Linked DNA regions of Mus musculus: regions 2 and 3 are each linked to region 1. The links are chromatin loops, found by intact Hi-C in ENCODE. Cell type or tissue: heart. All regions are shown on one strand. Each heading gives the region's core, and the rest is flanking DNA. Links, peaks and the distances in the headings are about the cores only.

The links. Peaks named below come from ENCODE experiments on the same cell type or tissue, not always from the same donor. Only the 100,000 strongest peaks of a DNase experiment are listed, where the experiment ranks them.
Region 2: it touches region 1 in a loop (2.0-fold over the local background); 1 of 42 quality-filtered maps calls a loop at or near these places.
Region 3: it touches region 1 in a loop (5-fold over the local background); 1 of 42 quality-filtered maps calls a loop at or near these places.

Annotation. Positions count from the first base shown.
Region 1 is chr3:89,346,451-89,354,029 of GRCm38, forward strand. It overlaps Adam15 (a disintegrin and metallopeptidase domain 15 (metargidin)), which reads right to left and starts at 3,578. Exons shown (of 23, transcript NM_001037722.3): 1 at 3,359-3,578; 2 at 2,068-2,177; 3 at 1,419-1,495; 4 at 957-1,035; 5 at 702-778; 6 at 427-616. The coding sequence starts at 3,437. Dcst1 (DC-STAMP domain containing 1) reads right to left here. Exons shown (of 16, transcript NM_029974.2): 11 at 7,348-7,443; 12 at 7,065-7,191; 13 at 6,816-6,932; 14 at 6,253-6,395; 15 at 6,017-6,130; 16 at 3,769-4,064. The coding sequence ends at 3,813. It also overlaps a transcript of Dcst2 not described here. In heart, for the core only: no CTCF peak of the experiment used is centred there; DNase peaks (open chromatin) are centred at 1,691, 2,761, 3,581 and 5,204; H3K4me3 peaks cover 2,456 bases; H3K27ac peaks cover 2,498 bases; H3K27me3 peaks cover 2,015 bases.
Region 2 is chr3:89,246,966-89,254,544 of GRCm38, forward strand. It overlaps Krtcap2 (keratinocyte associated protein 2), which reads left to right. Exons shown (of 5, transcript NM_025327.3): 3 at 100-163; 4 at 2,109-2,175; 5 at 2,606-2,764. The coding sequence ends at 2,726. Among named protein-coding and RNA genes, the nearest start is that of Krtcap2, 4.3 kb to the left of the region's middle. In heart, for the core only: a CTCF peak has its summit at 3,598; DNase peaks (open chromatin) are centred at 3,656 and 4,536; H3K4me3 peaks cover 1,120 bases; H3K27ac peaks cover 1,778 bases.
Region 3 is chr3:89,276,310-89,283,888 of GRCm38, forward strand. It overlaps Efna1 (ephrin A1), which reads right to left and starts at 3,336. Exons shown (of 5, transcript NM_010107.4): 1 at 3,142-3,336; 2 at 1-116. The coding sequence starts at 3,233. In heart, for the core only: a CTCF peak has its summit at 4,809; DNase peaks (open chromatin) are centred at 1,992, 3,372 and 4,762; H3K4me3 peaks cover 4,000 bases; H3K27ac peaks cover 4,000 bases.

The DNA of each region.
Region 1 (7,579 bases), core at 1,506-5,505:
GGCTATATATATATATATAGAGAGAGAGAGACCCTATCTTAAACACAAACAAACAAAAGCAAATCAAAACCTATTATGGGTGGGTATGGCAGAGCAGACCTTTAATCCCGTTACTCAGGAGGCAAACAGACAAAGAAACACAAAAACAAAAACAACTAAATAACAGCTGACACATACAGTGTTCCAGGCACCAGTTCTAAGCACTTGCCATATCAATTCACTTTAATTTTCACACTGTAGTGTAATCTCCATCTTTGAAAATTAGGATTTCTTCCTTGGAAAATAGAGCTTTGGGCAGCACCTGCCTTCTCGGGTTGCTAGGAATAGCAATCGAGGCAGTGTTCACACCATGTCTGAAACATGGGGATGGCTCCCTCAGCAGCAGCAACCGTCCCTGGGGTCTGGGCTCTCAGGCTGCCTCCTCACCCTGTGAGCGTGATGCTGTTCCAGAAGGAGGTCTGGTCCTGCCCGAGTGGGCACAGAGGCATGCCAGCTTGGGGCACAGGTGTGGCCCAGCAACAGGTGGTCTTGGATCCGAGAAATGACAGGACGCTGAAGGTCCCCAGGGCCCAGCTCCAGTGTATAGCCTCTCTCTGGGGACAGGACAATGAGCCCCCTAAGGAAAAAGACAGGGAGTCAGAGTATTTCAGCTCCCTGCCTGTGTGGATCCTCTTCCCTGGTAGCTAACCCACCCACAGTACCTGATCCCAGAGCAGGCACAGAGGGACACCCAGGAGCTGGGGTGGCCCTGCACTCGTCCTCGGTAGCAGCAGTTTTCCTACAGCAGGGAAGCCACATTAGTTAGCACCAGCCCACAGGGGAGACCAGACAACCCTAGAGTCCAGCTTGCCAGCAAGGGCAGGCAGGACCCTCCCACTTCCTCCAGGGCTGCCATCCTCCCTTCTTCCTTCCCTCTTTTGCCCAGGCCTGAAACAGCACCAGAGGGCCTGACTCACTAGACTGTAGCCCTCGCTGACCATTCGGGTGCCATCAGGCTGGTACCACACCAGAGTTGGGCGGCCAGGGATTAGATCTCTGTGAGAAAAAGAGGGCAGGATTTGAGCCACTTCACAGGGTATTGGGGTGACAAGCTAGGGCCTGAGGTGGGCAAGGGTTTGTTAGGAACCAGGCAATGCCACCAAACGAACTACTCAGTTCCTCGGAGGCCACACAGATGAGCTGTCGCTCCTCCTGCCTGTCTGAGTTCCAGGATGATTTTTGACATCTATAACTGTACGAACTCAGGCAAGTTATTTAATTTCTCTGAGTTTTAACTTCTTCAAATGTTAAATAAAGATGATAAGTAATAGCATCTACCTTATAGGATTGTTGTTAAGGAGTCCGTGAGTGTAGTTCTCAGTGCATAATAAAGGTTATGTAAATCACCTCCCAGTAATTATTCGCGCCTGCCACCTTACCTATTTTGTAGAAGCTCCAGGACATGACTCTCACTGTCCAGCTCCAAGGAAATCCTCAGGGCCTCAGGTAAACCAGTCTGTGGACACCAGAGGCATGTCACCTCCCCTATCCCTGCCCACAACTTCTATCCTATAAAATCAGAAAACCTCAGGCTCTCAGGAGAGTACCAGTGATTAGGTCACTGGTTGGGGGATCCCATGGGAGGGTCCAGGAAACCCTGCCTGGCCTGGGCATTGTTCTAGGGGCTTATGTGGGGAGGTCAAGGAAGGTATCTGAGCCACCCCTTCTCGGCTTCCTGCCCAGAGAGGAAGCATCATGAAGGACCCAGCACAGGCCCCAGCCCTTCCTCTGACTCAGCTTCAGAAAGTGTGTATCTGTCTGTCTGTCCCTTTCCAAATCTCTCCCTTACTGAAAAAAAGAACAGTGTGAGTGGAAAGGAGGAGGCTTAGTGTCAGAACTCTCCCAGTGTACGTGATGGACAGACAGGCTGAGGCCGAGGCAGACACGTATGTGCAGAGGGGATGGAGCTGAGTGTAGCCGGGGGCTTGAAGGAAAGGAGCAGGACCCGGATGGACCTGTTACCCTCAAGATGATTAATACTGTGGAGTGCGAGGAAAGAGAAAATCTTATTAGCAGGCTGTCCCTCACCTGAAGCACGTCTGCTAGGCTCATTGGGGGGCTGTCCTGAACAACCCGGCTCTCCATGGATCCACTCAGCGTCCTCTCTGGGCTGGCTTGCTGCTCTTCCTCAGTGCCTCCTGCAGGGTCCCAGAACATCCTAAGAGATTGCTGAGGAAATCCCTAGCAAGGCTGGAATCACTAGTGTCCTCAGACCCACCGACCCTCAGCACAGAAGGCTATATCAGTGACTTAAGCGGTCCTGCAGTGTGTGCCAGGATTTAAAGGAGGATATGGGAAGGAGGGGTTTTTTTTTCCCCAACTTACGGATTTCACCCATAAGTCCCCAAAGTTCAGAGTATCCAGCTTGCAGCTCCTCCTTGCCTTCCCTTTGGCCAATCCCAAGATTTTCACGGGGGCCCTCCCTTGTTCCCATCCCTTCCCAATCACACTCCCCACCCAATCAGGAATGCCCTTTCTTAGGTCTAAGAGAAGTCTGTGGCCTAGTGCCCACTTGCCCTTCCTTTTCCCTCACAGTAGAGATGCCTGCCGGGAACACCCATCTTTGGGTGAGCAGTGCAAACACTCTGACCTCCCTAAACAGCCTTGATGCCCAGTCAGGCGCACCCGTTCCCAACAGCCTCCGCTTCCTCCGCCAGCACCCCCCAACAATGGCCCTCTCCTCTCCGGACACTCCACCCCCGCCTACCCTCTCGGCCCCCAGCCCAAGACAGCAGCGGGAAGTGAAAGTTCCAAGGAGGAGTTGGTGTCCCAGTCTCTTTCCTGGCGAAAGCTCCCTCCCCTGGCTCCTCCGGGCCCCTCCCGCTCCGCCAGGCTTCTGGTGGCAACCGCACCCGAGTGAGCGGTGCTGGCCGCCCAGGTCTGGAATGAACGGCTGAAAATAATCCTTTTCACTAAAACCCCACTAGCTAGTCCGGGCACTTCATTGAGTAGAACTGTCAGCTAGGCACTAGAGAGACGAAGACGTCAGTCCTAAGGAGTGACTCTTTCCATGATCTGAGCGCCCCACCCCCACCCCCCGCGCACGCTCTTCAGTGCCTGAGACTCAAAAGTGTCTGCAGGGATAACTCGGGACTTCAGGACAGAGGACGCCATCCTCCCTCCTCCTCTTCCTCCTCCTCCTCCTCCCCATCCTCCTCTTCCTTTCGTTCTCCAAATTACCTGGCCCTAGGCTTTGGTCCGCAGATCACGCAGGCTGCCCTCTGGTTAGGCTCCGGCAGACCCCAACACCCCATTGCCTCCGGGTTTCCTTGTACCTCTTTCCAAATCATCCCCTCGACCCACTGTCCTGGGAACTCACCTATATTTGGCAGCGGCGGGGAGGGCCGAGGGCTGCCCGCGCCCAGGAGTCCCAGAGCCCAGAGCAGCGCCAGCCGCATGGCCGCGGAGCTCCGGGCTGGACTGGGGCAGCAGGTGCGGGGCTACGCGTGGAGGAGCAGCCACGGCCCCGCCGGACACCAGCTCGGTGCAGCGCAGCAACTAGGCCCCGCCCCGCCCCGTCTGAGGCTCCGCCCCGCCCCGTCTGAGGCTCCGCCCCTGCCGCTCAGCGCAGCCTCTTTCCGGCAGCTACCGGGATGGGTTTGGACACCACAAGACTCGCGCCTTCCCTCCATCCTGCCTCCCGTCTGTAGCCCGGCTTCGTGGAGATTGTGCGGGCCAGTTCTTCCGGCTCACCCAATCCCGGATGCCTGCGAAGCACCAGCCGCAGGAGCGTGCATCACACTTTATTAAGCAAGAAGGCGGGCAGCATCCCTTCAATCGCCATACACAGCGTCGTCGTTGCTGTCGCTGTGGGCGGATGACGAGAGCTCTTCGCGGGGCGTGCACACCGGGCAGAGCCGTTGCATGTCGTCCCAGCACGACCGGCAGTACAGGGCCTTGCAGTCTGGTGTGGGGCACACGTAGGAATCCGGCGTCTCCATTGCCTGGCACACCACACAGCGCTGACGCATGAAGCGGTGCAGGAGAGGGCACCGGCGATACAGAGCCTCCACCAGGTAGTGGGGCTGTTGGAAGATGAGGTGGATTGGTTAATGCCAAGTGGGCTGAGCAGAAAGGGTTGTCAGGGGCACTGGGCAGCTCTTAATGTATGAAGTCCCAAGGCCTGACAATGCTATATTGGAGGAAGCTGGGGTAGACAAGAAGAGCCCTCGAGGGCGATATTGAGATAAATCGAAAGAGTCTTCTTCTCCATGATGGGCTGCGGAGCCTGGCGTGCCCAAACTTACTCCCAAGGATGACCCACAACAATTCTGTACACCTGTGGAGCGGCTTAATTTGGTACTTAGGCTTAGAAGGGAGGAGGGCACAATTTACACCTTACTGGGCTGGAGAGATGGTTCCGTGGTTAAGAACCCTGACTGCTCTTCCAGAGGACCCAGGTTTGAATCCCAGCACCCACATAGCTAACAACTGCCTGTCACTTGAGTTCCAGGGAACTGGATGATCTTCTGGCCTCCCTGGACACCAGCCACCCATGAGGACACAGACATATGCATAGGCAAAACACCCATACACATTAAATAAGTGCAAATTTTAATTAAGTCTTTTTTAAAAAATCTCTCCGGGTGGTGGTGGTGCACACCTTTAATCCCAGTACTTGGGAGGCAGAGGCAGGTGGATTTCTGAGTTTGAGGCCAGCCTGGTCTACAGAGTGAGTTCCAGGACAGCCAGGGCTACACAGAGAAACCCTGTCTCGAAAAACAAACAAACAAACAAAAAACTCAACCCCCCCCCAAAAAAAATCTCAGAAAGATGGTGTAACTTTCCTAAGTCAGATCTGAGTCAAACCTGGCAGGAACCAAGTCCCAAGCTTTGTGGCCATTCCACAGTCTCACTTTCCGAATACCCTCTTCATACAGTTGCCAGGAATTCTTAAGAGCAGAGCTGGGCTTGCCCTTCGAGCGCTCAGAGGTCTGTTTCTTCCCAGCCTTGCTCTGCCTCCTTGGCTCCTGCCACACTTTGCATTTCCCTTAGCTTGCCCTTTGACCTTGGCATCCACTTTGATCTCTGAGTTTGTTTTTTTTTCACACACTGTTCCTTCAGCTTAGAACACATACCCCCCTATTTCATCTAGCCATTCGAGTTCAGTCTACTTCAGGACCAGGTCAAGGGATCCCAGCCTGCTGATGTTCATGTGTGCCGTGGGGTATGTGTGGCAGTCAGGGGACAGCTTGTGGGGAGTCCTCTCCTTCTACCAGGAGGATGGAACTCGGGTCATCAGGCTTGGTGGTGTGTGTGTGTGTGTGTGTGTGTGTCTGTGTGTGTACCAGCATCAATGAAGTAAAACCCAGGCATTGTAACAACTGAACAAATGAATTGGTTAACACCATCTTACAGAGAAGAGAAAGCAAGACCTGGCAGTTGAGTAGGGTCACACAGCTGCCATACCATGGCAGGGATGAAGCTGGACTCAAACCAAGTCTTCTCTGGCAGCCAACCACCATACCACTCTTCCAACTCTGCAGAATGGCCTCACAGACCTGTCTACACTCTGTTCTTCCAAGGGGGAAAAAGATACAGTGAGGACCCCTGGCTCCTTCAGCTTCAGGATGTGTGGACTCAACCGCAGTTCCGGTTCTGTGTCTTCCAAAGACTGCATGTTCCCTCCTGAAGTCCCACTGACCCCTGGCCACCTGCCTCCTCTCCATTTCCCAGAACCACCTTGGGCTTGTCTGTGTGCTCTTTCTTATGGGGTCATTGCTGCCCTACAAACAGACCACCCAATCTCACATCTCCTTTCTGCCACTTCCTAAAGTCCCATGTATGTCTGCAGCTGGGTTGAGTATTGAGTTTCAAAGACAGATGCAGCCCTGACCTACCCTGTATCTGCCAGACCCACTCAGCTCCACTGGGCCTGGGACACTGAGGGTGCTGGGTGTCCTGAAAAGGGTGTCCCTTCTCGGAGAGTCTGCAGACCCTGTGGAGAGCTGGCAGGCTTGCTAGAGACTGGACTTACTGGAGCCTTCTGCTGATTTGCCCTCCGAACAATGGCGGCCCTCCTCAGTTTAGTGAAAGCTGATCTCTTCTTCAGGAACTCATTGTAGAAGAACAGAGCCCGCTTCTTCTCTCGCTGAGGGGTTGGGTGGGAAGCAAGAGGAGCCAGCGATAGTGATTAGAGCAGGGGAGGACACTGTAGGGTAGTGGGGAGTTGTGCGATTGCATGCTCAGGGGTAGAGCTGTCTGCCGGTTCACCTTGGGGAAATAGAAGGCTGCGATGACTCTCCGGAGTCGGTAGCCAAAGGCCTGAGCTAGGCAGAGACACACAAGCAGGAGGGTTGGCAGTGAGGCCTTGAAGTAATCCCTGGCATTCAGGCTAATGGGTTGGGGCAGGCAGGCTGGGGGAGAAGGCAGACGACCATTAGCAATCTGGTCAGTACCAGCTGAGGGCAGCCTTAAGTTGATCTCCCTACCCTGGAGGTACAGGGTGGACTTCCAGTTTGACTCCCCTGCCTCTTCTCCATCTTGCAAAGCTTCTCTGTAAATACCATAGCTACTTATGATCTGCCCTCTCCCCGCCCCCCTCGCCCATCACCACCTCTGGAGGCTGCTTGATTTCAATTTCATTGTGGCAGAAAGGTCTGCTGGACAAGGAGGAGGCAAGACCTCAAAGCTCTGGTAACCATTTTTCTCTGATCCAAGCTCGCCTGGGCTCTGATCTCAAGCACTCCACTTGCAAAGTCCAGTCTTCAACTCCACCCTATTCCGACGTACCCTAGCCCTCTACTCCACAGATCCCAGCCTTTAGCATTGCTCACGCATGTTGTTTGTTTCCACATCTGTACTCGAGGAGGTGTTCAGAGCGCCGATGGTTTTACGAAGAAGCTTGGCGAGTATGGAATCTCCCTCGACTTTTATCTCCAGCTTGTGACTGCCTGGCCAGGGTGGAGAAAGGGATTCCCGTAAGAGCTGGAACTATAGAGGACAGAGGGAAAGGATGCAGAAAAGGAAGGAAGAGGTATGGGAGGCAGGAGGGGGTTGGCCCCAGGCTCTGGGCCCAGGCTCACTTCGAAAGGAATACTGCACGAAAGAGTGCTGGCGGATGGTGTCAAAGACAGAGTAGAGTGCCCAGTCGATCGCGCACAGCACCAGGAGCAGCAGCACAATAGGCAGAGTCTCTAGGAGCTCTCTTATCTGTAGGGAGCCCGAGGAGGCAGAGTTGGGTACCCTCTGCCCTGGTTTGGAGCTTGGAGTGTTCTCTGCCCTTTGCCCTCCACCCTCAGAGTCCCAAGAGCAAGTTGCTCCCCCCCCAACCCCCATCCTCAGACCCACTGCCCCCTCCAGTCTTACCACATAGCGCATTTCCCAGGCCTGGATAGTAGCTTTGAAAGGGAAGATAACCGTTTTCCTTTCTGCCTTGCGGAGTGGCAACAGACTCTGTTTGCCCTGAAAAAAGTGAAGAGGGCTTGCTGCTCTACTCAAAGGTCCCAGGTTCAGTTCCCAGCACCCACATCACACATCACGCATAGAGACCCATACAAAAACATTTTAAATATCATTATAGATAAAGATACTAAGAGCC
Region 2 (7,579 bases), core at 1,372-5,371, 100 kb before region 1:
TGTATGAACAGAACATGGGCGGGAGTGGGTGGCAAGGGCTTTGCAGTCCCTCTACTTCCTATCTTGTTGCGTGAGTTTCTCCTTAATTACATCACCCAGGCCTTCAATAATCTGGAGAATCTGGTCTTTGGTAAAGGCTTCCAAGCAAAAATCTTCCCTGAGAGTAAGTGAAACTCAATAGTTAACTGGACTCTTTTTTTTTTAAACCTCTCCCAAACATGATGCCGAATTTCCCTGTGCTTAGATGATAAAGGAGAAATACATTTGCTTAACACAATCTTGAAGACAGAAGATGCTTTCAGATTAAGCATTTTATTGGAGCTGGAAGAGAAGCACAAAAAGGGGGGAGGGGAGGGGAGGGGAGGGAGAGGAAAAGAAAGAAAAAGGCCAACCTGGTCTGCTCTCAGGACAGGTTTCAAGTGAACAGTCAAGCCTGGGCTGATGTCTGATAGGCATCCAGGAGAAGGTGTTCTTTGTCCCTGTGAGAGAAGAAAGCAAAACCAAGCCCACTGAGGGATTCTGATGTGGAACTGAGCCCGCACTATTGACTGCTGCTGGAGGAGATTGTGAAGTCTGTGTTCACTGGGATGTTACCAATAGCAGGACCCCTGACAGAAGGAGAATAGAGAATAACCGCTAGAGCTCACTCTCTTTCTCTGCATCCGCTTGTTTCTCTCTTCCTTTCTTCTCCTCCCTTCTGTAGCCCACACTGGCCTTGAACTTCCTGTGTGGCTGTGAATGACTAAACCCTTGACTTGCTGATCTTCCTGCCTCCACTTCCCAGGTCCTGAGATTAGCACTACCTCATGTAGTTTATGAGGTGCTGGCGATTAAGCCCAGGTCCTTGAACATGCTAGGCAATCTCTCTCCCAATGGAGGCACATCTCCAGCCCTGATAGATCAGTTTTTGTGTGTGATAATTCTTGTTAGATGGTTCATATAGAGATCTGATGGAGAATAGGGCTCATAAAACAAAGTCGGCATCAGGACCGAGCCACTTGGAAAGCCACATGCTGGGAAAAGCAAGCAGTTGTGGCCCCGTGAAAGACTCACCCAGAAACCCCGAAGCCCGCCATTGTTGCTGTCTTCACGGCCCTGTTGGAGGTTTCCAGAGCTTCCGCCCAGCAATGCCCAGAGCTTCTGTCTCTTCCACTCTGTCCCATGTGTTTCTTATATGCTGAAAGAAATTGTTGGAAGGCAAAAACCTTGTCTTTCAGCCAGACAGTGATGGCACAGGCTCTTAATCCTAGCACTAGAGGCAGAGGGAGGCAGGTCTCTGTGAGTTCAGGGCTAGCGCGATCTACAGAGCAAGTTCCAGGACAGCCAGAGCTACACAGTGAAACCTGTCTTGAAGTGAGAAGAAAAAAATCCTCTTCTTTGCCTTCCTTTCTGGCTCCAGCTGGACAAGTGGACCTCTTAGCCCCTTCCACCCTCTCATCCGTATCCTGTCCTCTTAGAGAAGCCATAATCCTCTTTCCTAAGTCATGGGAACACGCCTGCTTTCCGCCCTTCTAGAACATTTTATTTATTGATTTACTTTTGAGGCGGGATCTCACTATGTTGCCCAGGCTGGCCTTCCCACTGTGTAGCCCAGGCTGTCCCTCCCTTGGATTCCTGGGCTTACGTGATGCTTCCTGCCTTATCCTCCGGACTGGCTTGCTGTGTAGGCATATACCACTGCGTTTTCGCTTTCTTCTGTGTATGTTCGGGGGTTGGGGGACCAGGAAGTTAAATGAAACGTGGAGCCAAGCTAGTCAAACAAAACGCCATTCATATCTTCCCTTGGTGTCCTGAACAAGTGTTCAGGCACAAGGCATTTGAAATCCCTGCTTTTATTAAGGCATACCTATTTTGTTTGTGTTGTTTTTCTAGTCAGGATTTCTCTGTGTAGCCCTGGCTGTCCTGGAACTCCCTCTGTAGAGGAAGCTGACCTCCAGCTCACAGAGATCTCTCTGACTCTGCCTCTAGTGCTGGGGTTAAAGGTGTATATCCCCATGCCAGGCAGGACGTACGTTTTCAAGCAGGTTCCTCACAGGGTTCTAGACTGCTCCTACTTTTCCGTTGCTCTTTTGACCGCCTTCTGATTGACCCTCTTCCTGTCTCCCCAGTTCTCCTCTGCTTGCTGTTGGCGCTCTTTGCCTCCGGCCTCATCCACCGAGTTTGTGTCACCACTTGGTACGTATCTGACAGCTGGGCAAGCGGTGCAACAACACCATGTCTTGTGGGACCAGATCTTCCTATGGTGTTAATAGTCCCTTCCCTTCCCACCATATGCCACCTCCTCTGTCCCCTCCCCCCCATTATTTTTTTCAAAGCTTTTTTTATTTATTATATGTAACTACACTGTAGCTGTCTTCAGACACACCAGAAGAGGGCATCAGATCTCATTACGGATGGTTGTGAGCCACCATGTGGTTGCTGGGATTTGAACTCGGGACCTATGGAAGAGCAGTCAGTGCTCTTAACCCCTGAGCCATCTCCCCACCCCCACCCCTTTTTTTTGTCCTTAGTTTCCCAGGCCTAAATCTGAATTCTTTACCTGACGCTGGTGTCTGCCCTAGTAGCAACATGCCTATTGGTTTAATGACTTATTTTCACCCCCTAGCTTCATCTTCTCCATGGTTGGTCTGTACTACATCAACAAGATATCGTCCACTCTGTACCAGGCAACAGCTCCAGTTCTCACACCGGCCAAAATCACTGGCAAGGGCAAGAAGAGAAACTAACTGTGAATGAGTAATAAAGTTGTGTCTTTGTAGCTGTGTCTGTGAACTGTGACAGTTGACCTCATCTGCCAGTGCCCAAGCTGGGCAGGTGCTGCAGCATCCTTGCCCTCCACTGACAAGAGAGTCATTGTGGGAGAAGAACGCAAAAATGATCGGGGTCTTAACCTATGGGGAGAGAGGTTAAACAGTAGATAATACAGGAGGGCCTGCCTTTCAGAACCTAACTGGTGTGCGTGTGTGTGTGTGTGTGGGGGGGGTATGTGCACATATGTTGGGGTGGTGCACATTGCGTGCGTGTAAGGACCCTGGGTTGGTCACCGACCCTTGCTTCTTCACTCTGGCAACCTTGTTTCCCTCCCCCATTTATCTTGTCTTCAAGATATTAAGAAATCCATAAGTCTCTTCAGGTTAGATCAAAGAGCAGCCAGCCCACAGCCTCAGCCAAGTCTTGATGGAAATGAGGCTGTGGCCCCAGACCCTGCTTTGTGCTGTCATGAGAAGCAGCTCTCTGTCCAGGGTGCTTGTCCTTTAGAGCAGCAAGGTTCCCGCCCCCTCCCCCCCCCACCTCCCTCTCCCGGTGGATGCTCCAAACTTTAGGAAACACCCATTTTGGTCACTTTTGTATACTCAGTAGTGCCTGAGAGTGGGAAGTAGGTTGGTTGAATGAAAAAACTTATCCTTCAACCCTTCTAGGACAAAATCCTACACATTTAGAGGCACCTAAAGGTTAGGGAATAAGGCTCAGTAAAGATGAAGCCAAGCGTCTAAGGAGGTCTGGTGAAGGATTATTAAGAGGCCACACTGCCCAGTCAATCACTCTTTACCTGGCCCAGGAGGAGGAACTGCACAGTTTGCATAAAGTGCTGACAGAGGGCGCTGTGAGCCCATCGATCCTGGATACTCAGGCCGACCTCTACCTGCATATTGGTCCTAAAGGACTAGGCAGTGCTCTAATTCTTTGGAAGCCAATCTAGGGAACTCAAGGGGCCAGGCACCGTACTGGAAAGCTAGAAGCATCACTTCCTGTTCCTGGGCTAGGAGTTGGACAGAATTTTCAGTAGAGATCACAGAGTCTTTCTGAGCCTGGCAGTTGAAAGCTCATCTAGTGAGGTTGAAGTGTGGCGTGTAGAGCGCTCTGAAGGAGGGATGGAGGGTGTCCAAAACAGGTCCTGGGTCTATGGGAAGGTCTAAGTCAGACCTTGATTTTCTCCTTGCCTGGAGTGGGAGCACTGGGTAGGACACACATAGCCCTGGGATATGGCCTCCTGAGGGTCAGAGGCTTTCAGAAGGCTTGGGTGGAGTCAGGCAGATAACAAATACCACTTCTAAGGTTTAGGTATGTGAGGGGAAGATCAGAGGTGACCCAGCAGTGCTAAGGAATCAATGTCACCTACTGTGTAGGACCAGGGGCAGTATGTGCCTCAGGAATAATGACCCATCCCTCAGGAATGGGTGGATTTACAAGGCAGGTCGGCGCCAATAGCAGCTTTACACTCAGCCTATCTGTGGTGTCTAGTTGTAGGCTATACACACCTGACCTGCCAATTAACCCTGACAGAGATATCACAGTCTCTAATCACCATCATTAGGTAAAGGGACCCGAGGATATGGTGCCTTCCAAGACCTGAAGGTGAAAAAGACAAAGGAATTTGGGGTTCCTGGGACTGCTCCAGCCGGGTGGCAGAAGACCTATGGGAGAGCGGGGCATCTCCCCACCCCCACTCCCCGGAGGACAGAGGGAGGCAGATGTTTCCTCCTGTTCACTCACACGTGGCAGCGACACCCACAGGCACCCGCCCCCAACTCCGGAAACAGGAGTAAATAATACGTGGGCGGAGTCGCTGTAGTCTGGCCTGAGGCTTCTGGCCCCTGACCTGACATGCTCCTTGGAGTCAAAGGTGATACCACCCTTCAAGAAGGCAGTGGGACACTGAGACTGAGGCAAGTGGACTAGATTGGCCTCCCTCCCCGGGACAGGCACAAGCATGAAGAGTGCCTGGCATTTAGGGCATACCAATGGGACAGGGCGGGACCTGGGGGCGCCCAGGGCAGGCGGGAGGGCTAGTCTGCGCCAGCCCTTGGCTCCAGCCCTTTCCGGCCCTTATTGTCCTTGGTGAGAACCGGACACTGTCCTGTTCCCACTGCCCCCTGCCTCCACAGCTCTGCTCCCCAGGGCCTGGGGAAGGATGTTGGGAAACAAGAGAGAGGCAGAGACCCATAGAGACAGAGAAGCTGAGAGACACAGAGACAGAGGCACAAAGGAAAGGGTTCTGTGAGAAGGATACACTGAAATCTATTGTGAAGGCACTGGGTGGTGGGCTCTGTGGGAACCTTGGTAGAATGGGAAGTTGGCAGCCCTGCCTTCTTTGGGGGACTGCTGGAGTCTACAGTCCTTGACAGGTTACAAATAGTGCTACCTCCTAAGCAAACAATGCTCAGAGCCCTAAGGCAGACAGCCGGGGCACTTAATTGTCCCCTATAGGTACATTTCTTGGCTTCCCTTCCAGGAAAATGGAAGTTCCTGGGGGCTCAAGGGCCAGAGCCAGGATCTGGCTCCTCAGTCCACCCCTTCTAGGGCTGAGAGCCAGATGTGCATATACAAGCTGTACCATAGATGCTGCTTGGTTGAGTTCCTGCAGAGGCACAGGGAGAAGCCCCTAATTGGCTATAGAGTTAGGCGTTCTCAAATACCTATAGCAAACAGCTTTAGGTCAGCTACTGGGAGTGAAGACTTCAAAGCTTTCCCTTAGGCTCCAAGGGGCAGCCACACCCAGCTAGGCTCTTCAGCGCTCTTCAGGCTCTTCAGGCCCGTGCCAGGTGGGAATCCTGGGCCCCACAGGTCTCAGCAGTTCCTTCCCGGGATTCAGATCCTTTGCCAACTGGAGAGAGGTCCAGGTCCCTAGATCTATAGAGGTTCCAGCGACACTCAGAAAAAAAAACAGGCATGCGTCTATTTAACAAATTATTTTTCTTGCACATGTAGAGTGTGTGTGGTGTCCTCACATGTATGCATATTCACAAGCACACAAATGGGTGGATAGGCACACATAGGCATGCAAAGTTGGAGGTCCAAAGTTAAAGTCTAGTGTCTTCCCCAGCCTCTCCTTATTTATTGAGGTAGCATCACTGAATCTGGAGCTCACAGACTCCAGTTAGTCAAGGTAGCCAGCGTGTCCTGGGACGCCCTTGTCTCTGCCTCCTGGGTGCTGGGACTACAGGAGGTTGCCACGGCCACCTGGATTTTTGGGATATGAACTCCTGTCCTCACCTGGCCCTTTCTCCACTGACCCATCTTCCCCAGCCCAACATGAACAGTTAGTTAGCATGGTGTGGCAAGTGTGCTAGCCACACAGTCTGTATAGGACTCAGAAATTCTGATGATAAACTAAGATTCTATTATGTCCCTTCAAGGTCTGTGGCAACGGGCACACGGGATTTGCTGGGCTATTCTGTGTTATGTATATTTGAAAACTCAAAAGTAAAAGTTCAATCTTTTTTTTATGGCCAATTCCTGTTTTCCTAGAGGATCTGACTCCAGCTACACTGGGGGACAACACCAGAAACTTTAAATTAGAGCCATCACCACCACCACCACCCCACCCCACCACACCCCCGAAGCAATAAAGTCTAAGCCAAATGGGTTTCCTTACTGTGAGGAGGGAACCTCAAGGCTCCCAGAGAATGTCTCACACCTTGAGAAAGCCGGGAAAGAAAAGCAGAGGGGGCCTCCAGGGCAAGAGGCAGAGGTCAGGGGAACTTAGGGGAACTGGAGAGCAAAAATACTGACCCAGGCTCAGCAGAGAAGGGCTGTATTCTCTGTGTCTAGGTAAACTGCCCTGAGCACTGCCCTCAAGCACTTTGAAAGGATTTCTGGGGCTTGGGTGTGTGCATCCACCTGTGTGGGGAGACTAGGGGTGAGGCTAGTAAGCGCAAGGTGCAGGGACCCACCCCTTCCAGCCCTGTCTCTAGACTGTGCCCCAGACCAACTTTAGGTTTGTAGGCACTGGGAGACAGTGGAAAAGAGACACTTCTTTTTTGGGGGGGGGGGGAAGGTGTTTCGAGACAGGGTTTCTCCGTAGCCTTGGCTGTCCTGGAACTCATTTTGTAGACCAGGCTGGCCTTGAACTCTAGAAATCTGCCTGCCTCTGCCTCCCAACTGCTGGGATTAAAGGCATGCGCCAACATGCCTGGCTGAAAAAGACGTTCCTTACGTTTGTTATTGCTGCTTATTTTAATGTGCTCAAGTGTTTGCCTCTGTATATTTATGTACACTGTCTGTGTGCCTGGTGCCTGCAGAGGTCGTAAGAGAACACTGAATCCTCTAGAACTAGAATTACAGATGGTTGTGAACTATTCTGTGGGCACTGGGAACATAACCCAGGTCCTCTGTAAGAGCAATAAGTGCTTTCAACCTGAGTTGTGCCGTTTTTTTCCAGCCCTGGTTGCTTTTTGATACAAAGTCTCATGTATTCCAGGCTAGCCTTGAATTCCTTGTGTTGCTAAAGATAACCAGTTTCTGGTCCTCTTACCTTCACCTTTCCAGTATTGGGACTGCAGGTCTGAACCACCAGGCCTAACGTTATTTGGAACCAGGTATAGATCCAGGGCTTTCTGCACAGTAGCACAAGATCCATTCACTGAGCTACATCCTAGCTCCAAGAGATGCACCTTGAATTAGACAGCTCAGAGGTGTAGTTTGAACTCTGACACTGAGCAGGTGAGTGACAGAGGCAGATTGAGTGACAGGAGCAGATTGAGTGGTTTCTCCACACTTTAGACTCCTTGACTGTAAAATGAATTGAATAATAAAAAAGGTTTGAGGGGCTGGTGAGATGGCTCAGTGGGTAAGAGCA
Region 3 (7,579 bases), core at 1,577-5,576, 70 kb before region 1:
ACAGTGTGTATCGCTCCATGGCTGCATCTGCCACAGAGTCGTCCTCGTAATGTGGGCAGATGATGTCTAGGTAGTCATTCAGCTGCACGTGCACCGTGTAGTCCTCCTCACGGAACCTGAGCCCGGGCAAAGCAGGAGGAAGCCAGTCAGTCAGAAGTCAGCCCAGAGCCTTGAACTTCCAATGCATTACATTGTCCTTCACTTCTCACACTGGAGTCCCAAAGGCTTTCCAGAACCTCAACTCCTGCATTTACTGATCTTGACTTCTTCATTCCCTCACTACCGATCTCTTACTCATTATCCAAATAACATCCACCAAGAGTCTCTCGGGTAACGAAGTGCCTTCTAGAACTCTCCAGGCATTCGCCCGAGCAAGGGCTTCTAAACATTTCCATAGCCCACTTTCCTCTGTATTCTACTGACGACTGTTCCCCGGGGACTTCTTTAAATGCTGGTGGATAGACTGCACTCTGGGCTGGTCTGTGCTTAGGAGCCCAGGTCTCTTTCTCCTTCCCATCCTTCTGAGCCCTGTCACATCCCTGTCTTATCCCATCCCGCCCCTCACACTGAGTCTCCCTCAGATTCCCAGTGTACTTCAGCATCCCAATGCCTAGACCAACAGATTCACAGATAATCAAACTCTCTCAGTGTCCCTCAAACCTCCCTTTCCTGTTACTCGGATTTGTGTCCTGATCTCCTCGTTCCACTTTCTCACTCCTGAAAATCTCTGTGATTTTATCTCCAAGAGTAACAATTTCGCCTTCCCCTGATGAAACGCTGTGGTTCTTAGACCTGAGGCTGCCCCAGCTCTTCCCTCCTCCCCAGGTGGAGCCAGTTCCTCTCCCCCGTTGGTCCCCCCAAGCCCTGCAGGCTCCAGCCTGACTGCCCACCGGCCCCTCCCACTGAGCTCCAGACACCTGGCTCCAGCCTGGGTAGGGTCTCAGCAGCAGGAAAGTGCTTCCCCCCTCCCACTGAAAGCCAGGCAGCTTCTCTGAATTCCCCCAAGCTCTGCCAGGGAGAGGCTCAGCAGAGCTGCCTGCCAACTTGCTTTCAACCCGAGTCCTTGGCATGGGTGGTGCCCATGGTGATGGTGGGGTTCCACGGTGGCCACCCACTACCCAGTCATCATGACCCCTTAGAGGCCTGGCCTTGCAACTGCTTGCAGCCTCTAAAATGAGACTTTCTGGGCCCCTCCCCCACGGGGGGGGGGTAGAGAGAGAGAAGCAGAGGGAGGCTTTTAAAATTCCTCTCTGGAGAGATAAACATAGAAGCCATTTCAGAACAGGTATTTCAGCTCTGGGCCTGGCGTCTTTCCCCTATTCCCGTGATGGGCACTGACTCACTCGTGCCTCATCCACCTCGCTACCCGCCCAGGCGCTCTTGAGAGCCTGTGAAATTTTACCTCGTCAAAAGTGAGCAGCCCCCAGGACCCCAGGGCAGCCCAGGACTGGTTTGCCCCAGTGTTGGCCTCCGGGCAAAAGCGGCAGAGAAATCTGATAGCTGAGTATCTGTCTCTCCAGGACCAGGGCCTAGCTCACAGTGGCACCTTTCTCTGCCACTGCCTTTGCCTGGAGCCTGGTGAGCCCAGGATTAATGCCCACTACCCTGAGTCACCTATGCAACCCTACACCCGCCCTGTTCATTGCCACCTCATCTCTTCCCCCAAGCTGGGCCTGGCTAGACCGCCCATGACCTCCACTCTAGACTGGCTTTCCTGTGGCTGTAAATAAGACAGGGTTATGTGTGTGTCCAGAGGGCCAGGGCTGAAGCTATACTTAGCGTACTATCTCCTACACTTAACCTGCCTGTGACACTTAAGTCTCCATTTGGAAAAGGGGGCTCTATTAGTGGTGGAGTAGACAGGGAGGGGGGCAAGGAAGAGGCTCCTTCCTGAAAGAGAGGAAACCTGGGAGCTTGGGAACGGAAAAGGCCAGGGTTCCCCCCTCCCTACTCATGACTTCCCGTCCCCTCCTCCTCCTTCAGCCGACACCTGGCATGGGCATAAACAGGGACTTTGCTCTTTCCCACTACTAGGGCAGGACTAGGTCAGGAAGGCAAGGGGCAGGCGCAAGGGCAGGCGCAAGGGCTGGTGGGGCGCAGCAGCACTCCAGGGCCAGGAAGACAGTGCCTTTAGGGTGGCAGCTGGCTCTATCTTGCCCTCCGACATGCCCTAGACAACAGACCCTCAATAGGCAGTGCCAGAGGAAACTGGCCCAGCATCTCTCTCAGGGGAAGGGGAGGCAGGCTCACTGGATCTGGGAGGGAGGGGTTTAGTGGCATTCTGTGGCCTCGACTTCTCACCTCTTCTTGTTCCACCATATCCCCCTCTTAGGTTTGGCCCTAACACTCTTCTCATAACTTGAAGAAACTCAAGGGCAAGAACAAAGGGCCCGACAGTGTCTTCCTCTCAATACCATTTGCTTCATAGCCCTAAAACCTGCTCCGGAGAAATTACCTCCTTCCTGTTACAGCCTTTGTAGCCCTGTGAAGCCCCACTCTGCTCCTCCCCAAGCTTCCCAGCGACACTCCTCTTACCAGTCCCTTAGTGTGACCACCTCAGCCACTCCCTCGGTCGACCCATACACAGCATGTGCCTAATTTATGCCCCCCCCAACCTTGGAGGCACTCTTCAGGGTCATCTTAAACACAGAATGAATATCTAATGCCCAAAACCTAGATTCCTACGGAGGTTCTTTCCAAGGCTCCCTGAGCGCTGTGCTTACTCTTGACGTCCATAGGTGCCTGTTAGTATACAAACGCCCAAGTGGCACACAAAAATGAGAGTGCACAGAAGTTTCATGGGGGGACTTAGAGAGCCCCGGAGGCCAGGGCCAACGTTCCAATTCTCAAGGCAGGAGTGCCCAGCAGGAGAGCCTTACTTTAGAGTGATGAGATGCCAGAGGGCAGAAAGAGAGGGCTGAAACAGCCAGCGCCTGTGCGAGCAGGCATGAGCAGGTTTCTGCCCTGGTCGGCTGTTGCCAGGTAGTAAGGGGAGATACAGACGGAGGTGGGGAGCTATAGAGTCCAACCCATCCCTGGCCACCTCTCCTAGGCGCAGGCCAGGGGTTGGCAGGGACAGTTACCCTGCGAAAGGCCATTGCCAACCCGGCACCCAGGCTGCCAGGGAGTCTCAGGGCTTACTTGGGATTTGAACTGTTCCAGAAGACGATGTGGCGGTCAGCAGCGGCCAGACTGCAGCACAGACCCAAGAGAGGGGCCCAAAGGAACTCCATAGCGCGGGGCCGGGCCGAGCCAGGCCAGGACGAGAGCTCTGCAGTGTAAGGTTCCCACAGGCTTCTCCACGGTACAGTAGGCACCACGATCACAAATCTGGCCTCTTCGCTGCTCGACTCCGCCTTTTGGGCTGGCGCCGCCAACACCAGCCCCGCCCTCGCCCCGCCCGACGCGCGCTGCCCCAGGGCTTGATGGCTACGTTGGAGGTGGAGGAAGGGAAAAAGACTCTGGGAGGAAGGACTCCCATATCTCAGCGACGGAGAGCGCTCCGGGGTCTGCACAGATCCTCCCATAGCTGTGTGTGCTCACTTACGGGTGTGGGGGTGGGGGTGTCTATGTGAGGCTCTGTTGGCTTTGTGGGACTGAAAGCCATAGCAAGCTGGAAAAATGGAAGAACTTATACGTGTGGGTCTGGGAACCAGTGGCTTCAGGACTTGGCTTTGCAGCGCGGGGCGCCAATCTTGTCAGGGTGTGAGGTGGGGGGATATAACCACACCTTTCCTGAGATTCACACCCAGGCCCGCGCACTCGCCTTCTCACACTCTCTCGTGACCCCCTCCTCCCCCCGCCCCCCCAGCAACACTCCCCCATGCCTTGACTCTGGCTTGGCTGCCCCTCCCCACACAGACGCGGCTGTTTGTTTTTGTTGGGTTTGTCAATGTTGTCTTTGTTCAAGAGATTGTGTCATCGCTTAGATGCCGGGAATAAAGTGCGACGTTGTGTGTGATCGAGCGTGTAACGTGTGCGGCCAGGGCTAAGGGCTACTCAGTCCATCAGTACTTTATGCGAGAACTCATAGTTGGGCTCAGGGGCTGTAGGGGGGGATGTTCCTAATATTTTCAATAGCGCCAACGTACGCTAATGACCTGTTTATACATTTCACGTGTGTCTTGAGCGAATGCGCGCTTGCAGATGGAATGTGGGAATATGGTCATGAAGAGTGACAAACTAACCGACCTGACACATGTACATATGGCGTGTGTAAATGCGTGTGATGGCGGGTAGGTGTAAAGACACTTGTGTGTGGAAGCGTGTGAAACGCCTGACATACATATGCTAATGTTTGTGAACAGTGTGTGAAGAAGAGGAGAAACGTGTTTGGGCGTGCAGCGGGGGTGGATTGGAGTGGGGGGTAGTTTGGGCGGCTGTGTTTGACTGAGTCTGACTTGGGTCTTCCAGTCGGTGGGCTCTCAGTACCAGGCTCAGAACCCCTCCCCCTCTCCATGTAAACAACCCTGCAGGAATTCACCTCTCGAATCAGCAGCTGTCTGGAGAGGGGTTGGCGGCGTCTGCGCCTGAGATGGAGCTGGCGGGCAGGTGTTTGATTAGGCTCGAGTGCATTCTTGGAGCCGTAAAGTCAAAAGCTGAGTGCTTGGTAGTTTGCGTGTGTGGCGGTGAGCCCGTGTGCGTTGCAGGGTGTGATGGGCGGGGGTTTCTGTCCCTGGTCTCTCTTCTTTGCGGCTGCGCATCAGGGCAAGGCGCGGACCCGGGGCTCTTTGCAGGGTCCGGCCCAGCTTCCGAGGCTTCCAGGCCGTTTCATCCCGGTTTTTTACGGCCAGGCTTGGCGGCAGACCCTGTAATTACATCGGGCCAGGACGCCGTGGCCAGCTCGGTGCTGAGCCTGCAGGGGAGGAGCCAGGAATTGAGGAGGGCTCTGGCTTTCCTCCTTCCCTCCTAGGAGGTGGGCCCTGCTTGTCGCTCTCACCATAAATATTTACTGAGCTCCAACTAGGTGCCGCGCCCCGTAACCCCGCACTAGGGTCAGGGTCCGTCTTTACTCAAGCATACGCCACCGGTGCGCAACCTGCCCTAGGCGACGTGCCTGAGTCCCATGCGTGCGGCTCGTCCCTCCTTCCGGGTTCGAAGTTTATCCGCTGCCCTAGGGAAGCACCTCACGCGCTTTTTGCTCACCTGGAGGAACACCAAGGTGAAAGTCTCCCACACACACCACGAGGGTTCCTTTACTTCATAGGGTTTGGTTCTGTTCTCTGCTTAGTGCCCGGCGCAAGCAATAACAGTAGCCGGTCATTGTTGAGTAATATCACTCACTCTAAAGGTGCAAACTTGTGGCTGCTGTGAAACTCAAAGAGGAGTTAGATAGTGTAACATCTTTAGAGAAAATAGCCCAAAATTGCCCCCGGGGAAGATGGCTTTGGTCCGGATCACCTCTGCTGGCAGCCAATCTCCCTCCGCTCAGCCTAGGGAGGACGTGCCCACCTCCTGCCTGCCTGAGTGTGAGGCTGGAGCAAACTGGATGGAGAGGGTGGCTGAAACCTGGGCACTGACTGGACGCAGAGCCTCTGGCTTAGGATGATCTCCAGCATTTTCACTTCAGGCCTTGATCCTATCCATGTTTTTGCGCTTTTAGAGGTAGCTCATCTGTTTAGGCTACCCCTTGGCTGGATATTGCACCTTAGGCCGCAAGGATGAGGCTAAGATAAAGTCTTCTCCCTCCGGGAGTCCTGAAGTCGATAGTGAACTTACGTTTGGGCACATGTTTTCCTGGACTTGAGTAGTAAAGGAAATAAGTTTGGCAAAACAATCTTGCTAAGTGCTGAGACTCAGTCCCGCAACACATTCGCAGTGCTCCTGGAACCGCTGCGCCGCCTGGTGGGCAGAGAGGAGAGTTTCCGGCTCTGTGAGATGCGGACACAGACAATAGGAAGGACTTCAGAACACAGAATAAAATCTAGGCCTCCTGGGCATCTCAGTTCTAGCTCGCCCCGGCGTGTCTGGCTTTGTTTGGGGCTACCTGTTACCCTAAAGTTGTGTACCTGCGTTGTCTCTCAGCACTCCATCCCCAGGCAAACATCTGTGCTAAGTGGCAAATATGTATGAGCTGTCTGTCTGGGGAAAACCCATCTGTGAATTTCTTCTGGGAATTTTTTGGGGGTAGGGTTAACTCTGGGTGTGCTGGGTAGGGGTGGGGCGATCCTGTTCCCACAGAGAGTACTGCCTAGCCGAAGGCAACTTTTCCAGACTAGAGCAGCCACCAACACTCAGCAGCCTGACTGGATGCTTCAGACCCCAGGGCATCTCTGGGTCCTTGGATGAGGCAGTAGAACAGTGGGCCCTGAATTTGGAGCGTTTCTGCCTCACTCTGAAGGTAATTTAGAAAAGTAAAGTCTACAGTCTCTCACCATCTGTACACAGAGTAAATGTGTGCACATACAGGGGGGTAAAGAAACGAGCTTCTAATGAGGGTGTTGTCTTGCTGGGGTTTTGTTTGTTTGTTTGTTTGTTTGTTTTTTTGGTTTGTTTTTGTTTTTTTTGTTTTTCAAGACAGGGTTTCTCTGTGTAGCCCTGGCTGTCCTGGAACTCACTTTGTAGACCAGGCTGGCCTGGAACTCAGAAATCCGCCTGCCTCTGCCTCCCGAGTGCTGGGATTAAAGGCGTGCGCCACCACGCCTGGCTCGTTTGTTTGTTTTTTAAGATAGGGTATCATTAATATGTAGCCCTGGCTGTTCTGGAACTCATTAGATAAACCAGGCTGGCCTCAAACTCACAGAGATCTGTCTTCCTCTGCCTCCTGAATGCTGGGATTACAGGCATGAGTTAAGGGGCTGGAGACAAAGCATAGCAGTTAAAATCACTGGCTGCCCATCCAGAGGACCAGGATTCTAATCCCATCATTGGAGACAAACCCTCTAATACTGGTCTACGTTCCCTGGTGTCCATGGGCTGGCTTTAAACTCACCGTCCACTTACCACAGCCTCCTAATCTGGTGGCATGGTAGGAGAGGAGACAGGCGCTGGTGTAGGGATCATGTTGTGAAGGACCCGGACACCATGCCTGAGAAGGCTGCATTAGTGCATGGGCGCCCAGCTGGGGACCGCACTCAGAGCTGTCTTTTTTTTTTAACTTTTTTTAAAATTTATTTAAAATTTATTTATTTATTTTATATGTATGAGTACACTATAGCTGTCTTCAGAAATACCAGAAGAAGGCATCAGATCCCATTGCAGATGGTTGTGAGCGACCATGTGGTTGCTGGGAATTGAACTCAGGACTTTTGGAAGAGCAGTCAGTGCTCTTAACCTCTGATCCATCTCTCCAGCCCACAGAGTTGTCTTTTTTTTTTTTTTTTTTTTCTGTTTTCTTTTTTTTTCCCCCTTCGAGACAGGATTTCTCTGTGTAGCCCTGGCTGTCCTGGAACTCACTCTGTAGACCAGGTTGGCCTCAAACTCAGAAATTAGCCTGCTTCCAGCACTTGGGAGGCAGAGGCAGGCGGATGGTCGTTTACCTTCTTGAAATCAGAGTGGCTAACCGTATCCACAAGGCCCTCTGACAGGATCAGGGATATTAGTCTCCCCTGTAGGAAGTTGGGAGGTGGAGGCAGGCTCA